2 separate regions of the Homo sapiens genome follow, and region 1 is linked to region 2. A link is an interaction called in ENCODE POLR2A ChIA-PET data of the cell type or tissue named here. Cell type or tissue: MCF 10A. All regions are shown on one strand.

What was found. Peaks named below come from ENCODE experiments on the same cell type or tissue, not always from the same donor. Only the 100,000 strongest peaks of a DNase experiment are listed, where the experiment ranks them.
Region 1: POLR2A ChIA-PET joins it to region 2 with 5 read pairs; 2 of 35 experiments call an interaction of 5 or more read pairs at or near these places.

The regions. Positions count from the first base shown.
Region 1 is chr16:55,916,671-55,921,670 of GRCh38, reverse strand. It overlaps a transcript of CES5A not described here. Among named protein-coding and RNA genes, the nearest start is that of CES5A, 44 kb to the right of the region's middle. In MCF 10A, no CTCF peak of the experiment used is centred here; no DNase peak of the experiment used is centred here.
Region 2 is chr16:55,435,625-55,440,624 of GRCh38, reverse strand. The region is part of intron 4 of MMP2-AS1 (MMP2 antisense RNA 1); the gene reads left to right. Among named protein-coding and RNA genes, the nearest start is that of MMP2-AS1, 24 kb to the left of the region's middle. In MCF 10A, no CTCF peak of the experiment used is centred here; DNase peaks (open chromatin) are centred at 1,324 and 2,754.

The DNA of each region.
Region 1 (5,000 bases), 480 kb before region 2:
TTTTTGCACTTCAATGGTTTTTTTTTTTTTTTTTCTTTCAGATTGAAGAACTTCTCTTAGCACTTCTTGTCTGATGGGTCTGGTGGTAGTGAATTCTCTCAGCTTTTGGTTGTCTGGGAAAGACTTTATCTCTCCTTCATATTTGAAGAATAGCTTTGCTGAATGTAGTAATTTTGAGTGACAGTTTTTTTTCTTTCAGCACTTTGAAAGTATAATTCCATTTCCTCCTGGCCTGTATGATTTCCATTGAGAAGTCTGTTGCTAGACAAATTGAGGCTCCTTTGTGTAATATTTACTTCTTTTCTCTTGTTGTTTTTAGGATCTTCTCTTTGTCCTTGACCTTTGAGAGTTTGATTATTATATGCCGTGGACTAGTCTCACTCGGGTCAGATCTTTTTGGAATTCTCTGATCTTCCTATACCTAGATATTTATCTCTTTCTCAAATTTGGGGAAGTTTTTTCTCTTTGAGTAAAGCTTTTTATCTCTCATTCTTGTTGAACTCTCTTTGAACAACAATAATTCTCAGATTTGGCCTTTTGAGGTAACTTTTTACATCTTGTAGATAATCTTCATTGCTTTTCATTCTTTTTTTCTTCTCTGAGTGTGTATTTTCAAAAGCCTATCTTCAAGCTCACTGATCTTTCCTTTGCTTGATCCATTCTGTTGTTGAGAAGAGCTTCTAATGAATTTTTCAGTTCAGTAAAAATATTTCTCAGTTCCAAGATTTTGGTTTGATTTTTAAAATTATTTCAGTCTTTGTTAAGTTTCTGTGGTAAATTTCTGAATTGTTTTTCTGTTTTATCTTGGAGATCACTGAGTTTCCTTAAAACTACTATTTTGAATTCTTGGTGAAAGAGATAACATACCACCATCTCGTTAGGGTCAGTCACTGGTTCCTTGCTTTGTCCATTTGAGAAGATCATGGTTCCCTGTTTGCAGTTGCTTCTAATGGATGTATGTTTATGTCTTTGCATTGAAGGATTATTTGTTTCTGTCTTCCCTGGCTGGCTTCTTTTGTTTTTTATTGGATGTATTTGTTTAGAGATTCTTCACCACTAGGTAATTGACTCATTTTCAACTCTAGGTAGCGCTTTAAGCCCAGGTTCGCCGTCCTTCTAATAAATGATCTAAGCAGTGCCCTTTCTGAATGGGGGGGTCTCAAAGGGGATACCTCAGCAGTGTGAGACAGCTGGCTAGGGATTCATTCCCAGAAGACCTGTGGGACAAACCTCCTGCAGTGTGATGCTGCTGTAGGTCTTGCCTCCCCTTTTTGTCTGCCTCACATCAGGGATGGTTCTCCTTTCAGTCACTTGTGATGCTTTCTGTGAGTTAAGGTAAGGAGAGGTCTCCTGTCAGAGAACCCAAGATGGTGGAGAAGTTGGTTGCTCTTCTCAATCTCACCTTTTGCAGTGTAGAAACAGTGAGTTGGAGAACAATTTTCTGCATACTTGGTGCTGGGCAGAATGAGGGGAGGGGCATCGTGGATGTGAGAGTCCAGTTCTTTTACTGCCTTCTCGGAGTTTTTTCACGTCTCTGCAGCCCCCAAAACTATCTCATCCTCATCTTTGACTGCTGGGTTATTTCTGATGATAATCTTGGCACTTATATTTGTTTTTTGTATCCTGCTGGTGGGGGAAGGGTGGTGGAAGTATGTGAAACTAGCTTGCTTCTGTGCTACCATTTGGGAACTGGAAGACTCAGGCATTCTTAAATATTTCTGAACCTCAGTTTTCTCTTCTGGAGAATAGGGATAATAACTATAGCTGCCTTTCAGGACTCCTGGAAGGACACACTGTATTTAACTCATGGAAAGTGCCTGGCACACTGCCGGGCAAAAAGAAGGAGCTCAAATGTGCCAGCTATGATTATTTCCACAATTCTACAGTTGGGTTGGTTTATGTCCAACTCACCTAATAATTTTTGGTAGATAAAATGAGACAACAGATGGGAAAACATTTTTGGAATGTATAAATTGATTTTTTAAAAGTAGTGATTTTTCTAGATTTTTCTAAATCTTAAAAGAAAATCATTCACAAAGGTTGTTTCATCAGTATGTGGCTAGTGGCTTTGACGTGTACCTTTGAACAAGGGTAGAAAGCAGGTAAAGAGACAAAGGGAGGTCACCAGGAGGGTGCAGGGTTCTGGGCTGAGAGTCGTAGGAGCAAAAGAGTCCATACTTCCTGAGGAAAGCGAAGATAAAATCATTTGGGTAGGGAATCCTGGCTAAAGACAGATTCCAGAGGGCCCTGGGTGGTAGGCGAAGACCTCAGGCTTTAACCAGCAGGCAATGGACATGAAACTAATCACAGTGGCACCCAAGTGACTCTAGCTTCTCCATAGCCCTTTGACCTGACAAATTATGAGTCTGTTTCTCTGACTATATGTCTTCATATGTTGCACAAAGCTCAGAAGAGTTTCACGTAAGCCTTGAGGGCCTGACACAAAAAGCTGGTGAAGGCCATGAAGGAAGGGAGGCCTGTGCCCTGGGGCGACTCAGCCTGTTCAGGGACTCATTGCCCAGCAGAAGGCTTGGTGCCCAGCCCTCAGCCTTCTGTGACTGACTCTATGTGGCTGAGAGTTGGGTCTCAGCCGATTAGAGATGGAGTGGGGTAGATAGGGGGTCCTGTAGGATGCTTCCAAGGCTCCAGGATGAAATCTGCCCCATAAGATGGGATAGACCCATAGATCCTCTGCTCAGACCTTGATTACACTCTGAAGACCCACCCTGGTAGAGATACTCACCCTGGATTTTGAGATTTGTAGGGGTGGGGAAGTGGGAAGGGATAAAAGTTTGCTAAGAACCATGAATGCTCATGATCATTCTATGAGGTGCCTGTAGTTTACAAATGAAGACCTTGAGATTGAGAGGCTAAGAAACTCCCAACTCCAGATTCAGACATGGGGAAGCATTATAATGTGATGGAGAGAATGTGTTAGAAGTCAGGCAGAAGTGGTTTCAGATCCCCTTCTTACCATCAATTTGCTTGCTTATCTGTAAGCTCCTGGGCAAATAACTTCACCTCTTTTTGCCTTCTTTTCCCCATTGAAAATAGGAATAGTCACACCCTTTATTACAAGAATGATGTTACAATGATCTGCGATGGCATAGTTAAAGTATATAGTGCCATATGTGGGAAATGATAAGAAGTTGGTAAGGATTAGTGATGATTATTTCTTTCAGAATCTAATGGTATGGGAAGAATAGAACATAGGCAGGGAGGTAAATCCAGGAAAGGCCTCTCTGGGGAAGAGATATTTCAATTGAGATAAGAGGGAGCCAGCATTATGATTATTATGGAATGACGGATTTATTATAGTTGGAACAGTAGTTGGACATATTCAAGAAACCCAGCACATCCAGCCACCAAGGGGAGGCCATGAGAAGAGCTCATGTAGAGGGTGATGGGATACTGCTGCCTCTGTGCAGTTTGTACCTCTCTGGGCCTGCAGCCATGCCTCTGGAGGTGAGCCTTGGGTAGATGTTGGTCAGCGAGACCTACCATTAGAAAGACAAGCTGGACACAAAATAGAAGAGCATGGGGTCAAGCAGAGATACTCCAGGTACCTCTGTGCCTGCCCATCAGCATATCTGACTATGATGAACTTTCAAGGATGCTGACTGCTGCTTCACTTCCTACTTTCCAAATCTTGTGCAAGTTCCTATTTTGGCCAATTCTCTCCCAGAACCATGCAATAGGGGGATTCTGAGAGCTACAGTTTCAACTTATCCAGTTGACAGCACAATTATGACAATGCTGCTACATTATTTCTTAAGATAGGAAAAACTTGAGGGAGAAGTTTGGGATGGGGAAAATCAATTCTGTTGTGGACATACTTCATTTTATATGTATGTTTAAGATGGCCTCAGTGACCCCTGTGTCCTGCTGTTCATGCCCTCTGTAATTCGCTATCCTTGAGTGTGGGCTGGATTTAATGACTCACTTCTAGCAAGCAGAATTTGGCAGAGGTGATGGAACCTGAGATGAGCTTACAACCATGGCTTCTGTTTTGGGTACTCTTTCTTGTTCTCTCATTCCCTTGCCCTGAAGCAAGCCAGTTGCCCCTCTGTTAGCTGCCTGAGATGCCTACATGGCAAGGATCTGTAGAAGGCATTTGGCCAATGGCCAGTGAGGAACTGAGACCCCTGGTCCAATGACCTACCAGGAACAGAACCCTGCCAACAACCACATGGGTGAGTTTGGAAGCAAAGTTTCCCTTGGTTACACCTTCAGATGAGACTGCAGCTCCAGCCAACAGCATGACCATAATCTTATGAGAGAACCTCAGTTAGAAGCACCCAGATAAGTGGCACTAGATTTCTCACTTACAGAAAATGTGACATAAAAAGTATTCATTGTTTTAAACCACTAAATTTAGGGGGTAATTTGTGAGGCAGCAATAGGTAACTAGTACAGACATTCAAATGAATATTTGTGCTTGGAGCTTAAGGGAGAGGTCAAAGGTGGAGTAAGTGTTTAGCAACCATTAGTATTTGATGGCACTTAAAACCATGGAACTGGATAAGATGATTAAAGTAAGAACAGTGATCAGAGGAGAGCAGAGCTCTGAGGAGTGAGCCTTGGGGGTTGCCTGCCTTCAAGGTTTGGCCAAACAAGGGAAATTTAGCAGAGTGAATGGGCATAAAGATGCCAAGGTGGAAGGAGGAAGAGCAGAAGGGTGTGGTGTCAGGAGTCAGGAGAAAATTGTGTCAAGGAGAGAAGTCTATGCTGCTGTGAGTTCAGTTAAGGTGAATACCTCTGAGAAGATGTCACTGACTTTGACCACAGGGAGTTGATTGGCAACCTGGACCAGCAGCTGGAGTGGAAGAGAAGGCCTGTTGGAGAGGACTGGGGAAAGCAGGGAGCAGGGAAGTGATTGTGTTCCTGACTAGGCAGCAGGAGGTGTGTCCAAAGAAATATGGACTTTCCCTTTCATTTCCACTAAAGCTGTGTTTACTTTCCTGTGTGGTTCTTGGTCTCTGGAAATGGGAGGCAGGAGA
Region 2 (5,000 bases):
GGGTGCCTGGCACAATGAAGGGGAGATTGGGAAGCTATTTGACAACTGGCCTGGGAAATGCTCTAATTTTTAAACTGCTGGTATGGATTTTGTACTATTGGATATGGCTGAACATCAGCCGTGACTTTCAATCTCCCCATTCTGCAAAGGACAAAGCTGAGGCCCTGGGAGGTCATGAAAGCTTCTCAAGATAAACCCATCAAAAAGCGACAGGCTTGAGTTGAAGGCTACTTTAAGTCTTTGAGACTCCAAAGTTGGTGTTCTTAACCATTATGCTGACTGTACACATGTCTCTAAGTTGACCTCAGTCTGTGCCAGGCTGGCCTGGCATTTCTCTACAAAGAACTGGAGGAAAGTGGATCGGAGGAAAGATCTGGTTTGAGTGGGAGTAGAGTTGGCCGATTTAGTAAGTAAAAATACAGGACACACAGTTAAGTTTGAATTTCAGATAAACAACAAATAATGCTTTTGTATATTTTTAGCTTATTGCACGGGATATATGTACACTGAAAATTATTCATTTTTAATCTGATGTTCAAATTTAACTGGACATCTTGCATTTTATCTGGCAACACTACGTGTGGAGGGAGGGTCACAGGGATGCTAAGACATTTCAAATACCAAGACACTTCAATCTGAAGAAACATTTTCTTTGCTAGGAACTCCCTTTTGCAAAGTCAATGATATCAGCTGTAGTAAGAACACTTCTAACCTTACCCTGAGTACCTCTTTGATTTTAAAGTCATAGAATGTCAAGGCAGAGGTCATTTAAGCCAATACCCTGCCTCACTGTCTTTCTGCCTCTTTCTGTCCTCTCTCTGCCCAAGAAGGCAGAACCCACAGCACCGGCGCTGTGGCTTGGCTTTGAAGCCAAGGAGCATAGCCCACGAGGCATGTCCTCATCTCCAAAGCACATGGAAACTATTCCTTTCCTGAAGGTCTTCATGGTTAGCCTGCTGCAAGTCTCATGGTTTTTCAGCTGCAGTTGTAATTTCTATAGCGCCTCCATCCCAGCTCAGCTGGTATTTATTAGAACACATTCTTTTTGAAAAGAAAACTGTTTCTTAATTAAAGGTTGGCAATCCATAGCCTGTTTGCAGATGAGAAAAATTAAGCAACTACTATGAACAGCGCAGTGTGTCTCCTCTGTTGGTTAGAACATTGCTGTCTAGACACGTGGAGTGTCTCCTGTGTTTTGGGCCGTCCCTGCATTTACATCTGAGTGCATTTTTTTTTTTTTTTGGTGTTGCACAACAAATACTAATGAACCATGAGACCAAATGGAAGAGATTTTGGAGTGAAACAAACTTGTCTTCTGTTTTAACCACTCCCTGTCACAGACTGCTTTTCAAACATAATACCTGGGCGGGGTGGGTGGGGGTTAATGAAAAATGTTTCGTGTCCAAAACCCAGCCTTACTGTCTATGCCAAAGAGTTGGTTTCTGGGGCCAAGTAGAAGCTGAGAGGAGCTGATCTTTGCCTCACCTCTGGACCAAGAATGAAATAAACTTATGAAGAATAAAAATATTCCTTTCATGGGGTGAAGATTCTTAACCTGGGTTCCATGAAATGGAAGACTTCTAAGAATTCCATGGAATTCTTAGCTTGAATGGGAAAAAAAAATGTATTTTTAAATTTTTGCTAACTTCTAACTGACAGTTAGCATTTCCTTCAATTCTGAATGTAGGCAACAACTAAAATTGTATCAGCACTACATGGGACTTTTGTGACTTCGTCATTAATAGATATCACAGATATTTTCATATCACATTATAGTTGCTACAGAGTATCTTGAAACAGACTCACTACTCTCTGGAAATTATAGTGATGAGTAGACCCACCTCTATATCTTATTATATCTTGGTTAATAAAAGCCCACATATTACTATATTAATTTAAATAATTATTTAGATAACTGTTATTTAATATAACTTTTCTTTGTAATGCTGTTTTGTAAATTTTATGCATGCAATGACATTATTCTGGAATGAGCCTTGAAGACTATGCTAAGTGAAGTAAGCCTGACTTGGGATAAATAGGATAATTAAAAAAGGACAAATACTATATGATTCCACTCACATGGGATATGTAGAGCAGTCAAGTTCATTCACAGGAAGTAGAGTGATGATTGCCCCAAGATGGGAAAGGAGGAAATAATGAGTGGTATTGTTAATGGGTGTAGACTTCCAGGTTGGGAAGATACAGTTCTGTAGATGGATATGGTGGTGGCTATACAATAATGTGAATACTTAATGTCACTGACTTGTACACTTAAAAATAGTTAAAATAATACATTTTATGTCATGTATATTTTATCACTATTTAAAAATCCACAAGAACAATGCCAATATTTTCATCTCACATTTTAAAACCCACATTATTCCATAAGGAGGTCCATAGACCTCCCCTGGAGGGTCTGTAGCACAAACCTGGCTAAGGCCTCCTGATTTTAAGGGATTGCTTTTCCTGATGCCTTGTACATCTTTCCAGTATGTTTTGCCTGGAGGAATCTTTCTGTCTCTTCAGGGGTCAGCTCAAATACCACTGTCCCTTGGCTCCTGTTCTGTTCCCAGGGCTAATGTGGGGATATAGTCTTCATATTCCTCTAAGCCTATCTCTAATATCCCAGTTGGATCTTATTGCCTGCCAAAAGCCTAAGGCCTTGAGGCCTTTCCCTCTACTTAATTAAAGGGTTATTTGGCAGGTGTAAGAAAAGCACTTAGGCAATATTATTACCAGACTGAGACTTTCTCATTGATGCAATAGGGAAACTTGCTGTGTGAGTCAGTATTACTCAATGCCTTGTCTGGGCATTGATACATATCTCGTGGTCACTTTTTCACATTTTGTGCTACATTACATAATCTTATGAAATCTACAGAACCCGGAGGTTAGTGCTATCAGGCACAGCATTTTGCAGATGAAGAACTGAGACTCAGAAAGCATAAGTCGACTTGTCTGACCCCAGAGATATTTTGCATCAAACATCTTCCAGAGTGGCAGGATTCCTTGGGAGTAGCCCAAGCTTCATTTGATGAAGATCACTCATTGGAGAATCTGTCTTTGAACCTGACAGAGGAAAACAAGGTACTAAATAAGTAAGGACTTTGGATCCTCAGAGTTGGAAGGGCCCAAACTACCTAGTTTGTCCCACCTGTTTTAGATGTGGAAACTCTTGGGTCAACACCAGAAGAGTAATAACCACCACTGTGCTCTTGACGTGGATTATCTCAATGATTCTGAAAATTTCATCACTGTGGGCTCCTTTTATAATTTTGGACATATTTGAATGTTATTGATACTATGATCTACTTAATGCTGTTCTCCCCTTTAAATGGATCTGCTTTTAAAACCTAAATCCATTTACTCACACAGAAAATTTTATACTATTTCTGTGAATAGAAAACCACTAACCATAAAAATTATTCCAATAAAAAAGAAAATATGTATTAAGTTCTACCTAGACACTGTTGCCTGCAGTGGGACTCTGAGCCTGAAGTCTTCACTCCCTTTGTTAAAACACAGAGAACAAAACAACAAAAATAATTAGTACTTGTTAGGCATTAAAGACACAATAGCATCAACTGGAGACTTTCTTGACGTAATTAGAAGAATTCAAAGAGAGCTAAAAAGGACCTAATACACTTACTGTTTGAGTCAGTGCTATTTAATGCCTTGTCTGTGCATTATTTCAAATCATTTTCAATACCACCCGTGGTCTCTGCACCTCTGGAAACACCCCATTATCTTAGCTCATCCTCGCAATAATCCTATGAGGTAAGTACTAGCACTAGGACTAGTTAGTACTGCCCCATTTGTTGGATGCACAGCCAGTCAGGCACCCCTGCTCTCTCTGTCTCCAGGGTGCCTGACCACAGTGATATTCTGTTCTGTGTTGCAACTACCCATAAAAAGAGCCTTTGGCAGCATCTTGTGGGTCCCCATAAATCTTGCAGGTCCAGATGTCCATCCAGGAATAAACTCCACTGCATGGAGCCCCATGGTGAGACGGACTGCAGGCTTGCAGCCCCACACCTATGCACCGGCAACGTGCCCCCAGGAACACAGGACCAACTCCAAATTTGGGAATGAAGATAATGTTCAGGGGAACACAGGACCAACTCCAAATTTGGGAATGAAGATAATGTTCAGGTAGGAAAGGAGGAGTGCACAGGAGAGGAAGGAAGTGAAAGCAAGTGGTGGAGAGGACAAGGGGAGCCTCAGGGTCCTCATTTGGAAAATGGGGCAAGAAGACCTGCTTCACAGGATGGTTGATTGTTGGGAGGATTTGAACACATAGCAGGTGATTCACTCTCCCTCTCCCCTCCCTCCTCTCTCCTCTGGCCCATGTCTGTCCCCCTCCCCTCCTCTCCGCTCCTCTTCTTTCCTCTCCTCACCTCCCCTCTCTTCTCCTCCCCTCCCTTCCCCTCTTCCCTTCTCTCATCCCCTCTTCTCCCCTTCCCTCACCCCCATCATACAAACTCACAGACACACATATGTATTGACGTAGTTTTAAAAGTGAAAATAGGGAATTTGTAGCCAAGGTCTGCTCTGACATGACAATAAATGGGATGAGGGAGGCAAGAGAGCCCGGAGAGACAGAGTCCCCTTGAGCTTCAGGGAAAGCTTCCCAGGAGCTGGAGAAAGGGGTCCCTCAAGAGCTATCATCTGACATTGACCGGGAGGTCCCTCAAGGCCAAACAGGCTCTAATGGTAGTTCCACCATTGGAACCTCACGCCTTTGAGGTAAGCATTGCTCTCTCTTCTGCAGTTTCTGTAAAGAAATGCAAGAGCTGGCACACAAAGCAGAAATGCACATTTCAAGCACTTTCTTTCAACAGAAGCCTTGGGAAAAGAGGGGACCATGAGAAATGGAAGGAAAAGGGGAAAGGACAGGACTCAGCCAAGGTAGATGCTTCTCATTCACACATGGGCTCCAGGGTTCTGAGGCTTCACATAAGCCTAAGACTGGGAGAGGAGGTGGCCCAAGCCTGCAGAAG